Regions from separate parts of the Homo sapiens genome. Here region 1 is linked to region 2. Evidence: chromatin contacts called from ENCODE Hi-C or POLR2A ChIA-PET data. All regions are on one chromosome and are shown on one strand. The core of a region is the stretch at or near the end of the contact, and the rest is flanking DNA. Distances in the headings are between cores, read along the strand shown.

Region 1 (2,700 bases), core at 192-2,691, 66 kb after region 2:
CCCTGTCCTTGAGTGGAGATGGATGGAGACAGGAGACCTGGTGTCCAGGCTCCGCCGCAGCAGGCACTGCCCTGGCAGGTCGGGGAGAGCCTGACTTCCAGGGCCCAGCCGCAGAGTCTAGAGAAATGATTTTACTCGGGCTGGGGGGTGGCGGGGACACAGGTGCCACAGAGCAGGAGGTGTGGTCAGGTGGGGCCTTCCCGCCCACAGCACTGGCTCTGTCGCCAGAAAGATCCTCCTCGAAGTGAGCTCGGAAGCGGACTCTCCCAGAGGGCAGGGGTGGCAGCTGCGGGGCTGTGGTACACTCTGCCTGCGGCGTCGCCCGTGTGTGGTTTTTGAAGTGTGTGTGTGGTGGTGTGGTGTGCGTGTGTGCTCTGTGTGCATGCACAGGCGTGCATGTGTGTGTGTGTGCTCTCTGCATGCAGAGGCGTGCGTGTGTGTGCGTGTGTGCTCTGCGTGCACAGGTGTGCGTGTGTGCTGTGTGCATGCAGAGGCATGTATGTGTGTGTGTGCATGCACAGGTGTGTGCATGTGTGCTGTGTGCATGCACAGGCGTGCATGTGTGTGCATGTGTGCTCTGCATGCATAGGCGTGCATGCGTGTATGCTGTGTGCATGCACAGGTTTGTGTGTGTGTGCGTGTGCTCTGCATGCACAGGTGTGCGTGTGTGTGCATGTGTGCTCTGTGTGCATGCACAGGCGTGCATGTGTGCGTGCGTGTGTCGTCCAGGGGAGCATCACGGGGAGGCCAGGCGTGTGCCCAGCTCCCCAAGCAAGGCCTCCTGGCTTCCCTTCCGGCTGTCCCGTGGCTCCTGTGTGGCCGGGGCCTCTGGTGTGGGCCGGCAGCTCTTGGCCCCCAATGGGGATGGAGCAGCTCCAGGGTGCCTGGGACCAGGCTGGCACTGCTGGCAGAGTCAGTAGGATGGGTGCAGCCCCTGGGGACAAGGACAGGAAGCAAGGGCAAAGGCACCTCCAGGACAGGCCAGGACAACTTCTTGGCTTCCACGCAGCCTTCCAGAGCAGGGCCACAATGCTGTCCCTGTTCCAGGCTTTGGAATGTCCTAGAGATGCTTCTCAGGTGGCCAGCCCTGAGTCCTGCACTGGAACCCAGAGAGGCAGGGCACATCCCCAAGGCCACATTGCCGTGGTCACAGAGCAGGTTAGGGCGCTGGGGGATCCCCGCCTGGCCTGCCCAGGAGAGAAAGGGCTCTCTGTGCGGCCCCGGTGCTCGAGTCCTGGAGGAGCCTGTGGCTGCAGGCTCTCAGATCTCCTCCCTTCGGGCGGGGTCTCTGGCACCTCTGCCTCTGACTCACTGGCCACCAATGGTGTCAGCAGAGGGAGCGGGAGTCCCCGGCTGCCTCAGCAAGGCCCTGTGGTGCCCGCCTGACTCTCAGGGCCTCTCGCTTTTGTTGTCCTGAGTCACCACCATCAGGAAGTCACACTGCCCTGAGGCGGCTGCGTTGCCAGGAAGCCTAGGCCACGTGGAGAGGCCACTCCAAGAGGCCACATGGATGTGCTCAGGGTGACAGCCAGAAGCGACCGCCACAGGTGGAAGTGAGGAACACACTGAAGGCCTCGCTGTGGTTGGGTCACCTGGCCGTTCTCTCCACGGCGAAGTGGAGACCACCATGGCACTGGGCCCTGCCTGGGTTCCCTTCCCGGGGCCCTTGAGTGCGGCACGATAAAGGCTGTGCGCAGCTGCCACACCTGGTGTCACTGGTCACTTGGAGTCACTGCAGCACCAGCTGAAGGAGAGAGGGTCCGGCTCAGCTGAGAGGCCGCTTCCCATCCAGTGACTGGAGGCAACTTTGTTGGAGAGTTTTCCAGCCTGAGACGGATGCAGGGGAATTTGGAGACTGGTCCCAGCCAGGGTGCATCCCAGGGTGTGGTGGGGGCTGCCCCAGTCGGCACGTCCCGCAGATCCTCACACCCTCTGGCCACTGAAGACCTCTGAGGCCAGCCTAAGGAGGGGCCTGCAGGGCTCTCCTTGTTTTTTTTCTTTGAGGCGGAGTCTCTGTCGCCCGGGCTGGAGTGCAGTGGCAAGATCTCGGCTCATTGCAACCTCCGCCTCCTGGGTTCATGCCATTCTCCTGCCTCAGCCTCCTGAGGAGCTGGGACTACAGGCGCCCAGCACCACACGCAGCTAATTTTTTTATTTCTAGTAAGACGGGGTTTCACCATGTTGGCCAGGCTGGTCTCGAACTCCTCATCTTGTGATCTGCCCACCTCAGCCTCCCAAAGTGCTAGAATTATAGGTGTGAGCCACCACAACCGGCCGTTGTTTTTAGGTTTTATGTATTTACTTTAGAGACGAGGTCTCGTTCTGTCACCCAGGCTGGAGTGCAGTGCAGCCATCACGGCTCATTGTAGCCCACAACTCCTGGGCTCAAGCATCCTCCCGCCTCAGCCTCCAGGGTAGCTGGGACTGCAGGTATGCACCACTGCGCACAGCTAGTTTTTAAATGTTCTCTAGAGACGGGGTCTTGCTGTGTTGCCCAGGCTGGTCTTGAACTTCTGGCCTCAAGCAATCCTGCCTCAGCCTCCCAAAGCACTGGGATTACAGGCATGAGCCACAGGGCCCGGCCTCTCAGTGCTTTCTGAGAATGAGCTGCTTTTCTCTTCCGCCCCCAGACCTGAACCTCAGTGTTCCTGGAAACTCCCACGCTTGCATTCTGATGCTGAATTAATCACCGTGTCCCCA
Region 2 (2,700 bases), core at 87-2,586:
GCAGCAGGGGAAGTCTTCGTGCTGGAGATGGCCAGGAGCAGGCTCTGCAGGGTGTCCAGGACACAAGAGGGAAGGGCGGGCAGGCAGCGGCATGGCCCGAACCCAGGCGCGATGCTCAGAGCCCAGGCCTACCAGAGCCCCACCGGGAAGGGAGGAGGGCCAGGCAGCCACAGAGCTCCTGCAGCCTTGAAGGCTGGGTCAGGAGCAGACACCTCTCCCGCCTGGCTCTGCAGTGCCTGGGTCACTGGTGCCCTCGGAGAGCCGGCCAGGCCAGGCAGACCCGCAGCAGCAGTAGTGGCGCGCGCCGCTCCCGGGACCGCGCTTTTCCGCTGCCGCACTGAGTTATGTGCTGGCTGCTTTTGTATTTAGAGAGTGGAGCAGATGGTGGGTGCAGTAACACTTTAAATTAAGGATTCCAAATACACATTAAATTTAGATTTAATAAGACAGTTATTGTATGGAAATTCAGGCCCGCCGATTATTTTGAATATTGGAGTCTGATCACCTACAGCTCCGATGGCTGCGATTTCCACTGAAGGCGTGTGGCAGCTTGTCTACCCAAAGCCCCCGAGGCCCACACCCTCAAGCTCCAGAGCCTGCCCCTCCGTTCCTTCCTCAGGGCCCAGGAGGCCAGTGAGGGGCAGGACATCACAGTGGCTCCTGCGGGGTGAGCCCCCCACGGCCGGGAGCTGTCCTCGGCGGCCTGGCAGATGCCCTGGAATCCACCCGTTTTGTCCATTTTGCAGGAAAGGAAACCAAGGCTCAGAGGGGAGAAGCCATGTGGCCCAGGCCACTCTTACAGGACCGGGCTGGGAGAGGGGACACCCATCTGCAGGGCAGAGGCTGGCCCGGGAGGGGAGCCTGCTGCCGCTGGACATCCTGGGCCTCAAGGACAACCTTGAGGCCTAAATCCCCAGCCTGTCCTGGCTGGTCGGGGCTTCTTCCGTCTCTCCCAGGAGAAAAGCCTCGCTGAGCGAGGGCAGTGGGGAAAGGGGGCGGGGGCACTTCCCGGCCACAGCCCCTCCCCCAGCAGCAGCCTCCCTGTGCTCCTGGTGGGTGGAGCAGCCTCGGGAAGGGGGATTCTGGGAGCTGGCCAGCCCCCACTCCCCGCAGGCCAGCCCATCTCAGCCCCCACAGCCCCAACTTCCCCTCAAACCAGGGGCGGGAAGCTGCTAAGTGCTCAGACGATTTCTTATGGCCACGATAAATCTGGTCTTTTTGTCCCTCCAGAAAAAGAAGGGGGGCAGTCAAGTCTCCACACCGGACGAAGCCTGAGCCCTCGCAACTGCCGGCAGAGCCACGCCCGCCCGGCCACAGTTCCTGTAACCGGCAGCTGCACTGTTTGTAATCACTGCTTGGCAGACATTTATCATCCGCTCCGGGGAGCAGAGAGGCCTCAGTGCAGGCGGGTGGCCTGGCCGAGGGCTGGGCTGCCCCGGGAGCCGCATGGCCTCTCTGTGCCTAGCCTAAGGCCCTGCAGGTGCCCAGCAAGGCAGGAGCACCCCTAGCCTGGGCAGGAGGCTGGGATGCTGGAAGTGTCAGGGGCCTTCAGAGCGTCTAGCCAGGGGCCACCTGCCACCTGGGAGCCGGGCCAACCAAGGTAAAGCCCTGCCTTCCTCCAGGAAGGGGGCCCTGGCGTGGGGCCAGGCTCAGCGCTTTCCTCTGCCCCTCTTTGTCACCTCCAAGAAAGGACCTTGGGATGAAAGAGCCGGGAGATCCCAGAGGGAGGTGGCTGCCCTAGGTGGGAACATCAGGACCCCCAGGGCAGGGGTGAGCCGTGGCAGGGGTCTTCCCTGTGGCCAGTTGAGCTCCAAGGGTCTGTCCCTCACCCTCTGGGTAGGGTGGCCAGAGGGAATACATAAGAATACTTAACACCCAGTGAAATTCTCATTTCATACTAACAACAAATCAATCTCTAGTGTATGACCCATCCAATTTGGGGGCATATTTCTATTTTAAAAATTCATTGTTTATTTAAAATAGAAACTTAGGTGGGTGTTCTGTTCTTTTCTGGTGAGCTTCCCTTACCCCATGGGGTCTCCCCTTGCTCAAGACCCCCAGCTCTGTTCCCCGCCAGACCCCGCTCCATCCTGTCTGGTCCTCTGCCGGGTCTCTGCCATGTGGTCTTGGCCACCCCGACCCCTGTGCCGAGAACACCTTCCCTTTTGTCGTGGCCGCCCCAGCAGGGAGCCTCTTCGGACAGGGCGAGTGGTGCCTCTTGTTCACGTGACAGCGCACTCACAACTCCAGCAACGTCCTTGTTCACAGCCCTCGTCCTGGTTTTCCAAGAACCCGTGTTTGTATTTTATTTTTCCAGACCGGTCTTACTCTGTCGCCAGGCTGGAGTGCAGTGGCTTGTGCAGTGCAGCTCACTGCAATCTCCATCTCCGGGACTCAAGCGATTCTCCCACCTCAGCCTCCTAAGTAGCTGAGACCACAAGTGTGCACCACCACACCTGGCCAATTTTTTTTTTTTAATTTTTGGTAGAGATGGGGGGTCTCACTATGTTTCCCGGGCTGGTCTCGAACACCTGAGCTCAAGCAATCTGCCCACCTCAGCCTCCCAAAGCGCTGGGATTACAGGCGTGAGCCACCATGGCCTGAACTCGTATGTTTAGATCGGTGTCCCCCACTTACTTTGCACACAGGGGCTCAGGACTGTGTCTGCCCTGCCGTCCCCCTGGGTTGGGCATCAGGCTG

The links. Hi-C counts contacts between places; a loop is a spot of excess contacts on that map. ChIA-PET counts read pairs that join two places held with the same protein, here RNA polymerase II (POLR2A). Pooled maps may share reads with other maps.
Region 1: a loop to region 2 is called in a pooled map, with 2.2 times the contacts of the local background. The contact joins two enhancer-like sites. A Hi-C loop is called at or near these places in 2 of 50 pooled maps. POLR2A ChIA-PET finds 5 or more read pairs at or near these places in 2 of 52 experiments (AG04450 and activated T-cell).

What each region holds. Positions count from the first base shown.
Region 1 is chr9:135,925,717-135,928,416 of GRCh38, reverse strand. No RefSeq gene overlaps it. Among named protein-coding and RNA genes, the nearest start is that of CAMSAP1-DT, 19 kb to the right of the region's middle. RefSeq lists enhancers at 1,457-1,506, 2,543-2,622. Within about 2 kb of position 1,441, at least 8 of the 41 ENCODE cell types and tissues checked have a DNase peak (open chromatin) inside an H3K27ac peak, as active enhancers do.
Region 2 is chr9:135,991,492-135,994,191 of GRCh38, reverse strand. No RefSeq gene overlaps it. Among named protein-coding and RNA genes, the nearest start is that of UBAC1, 31 kb to the right of the region's middle. RefSeq lists enhancers at 556-1,233, 1,214-1,273, 1,234-1,911, 2,589-2,700. Within about 2 kb of position 1,336, at least 34 of the 41 ENCODE cell types and tissues checked have a DNase peak (open chromatin) inside an H3K27ac peak, as active enhancers do.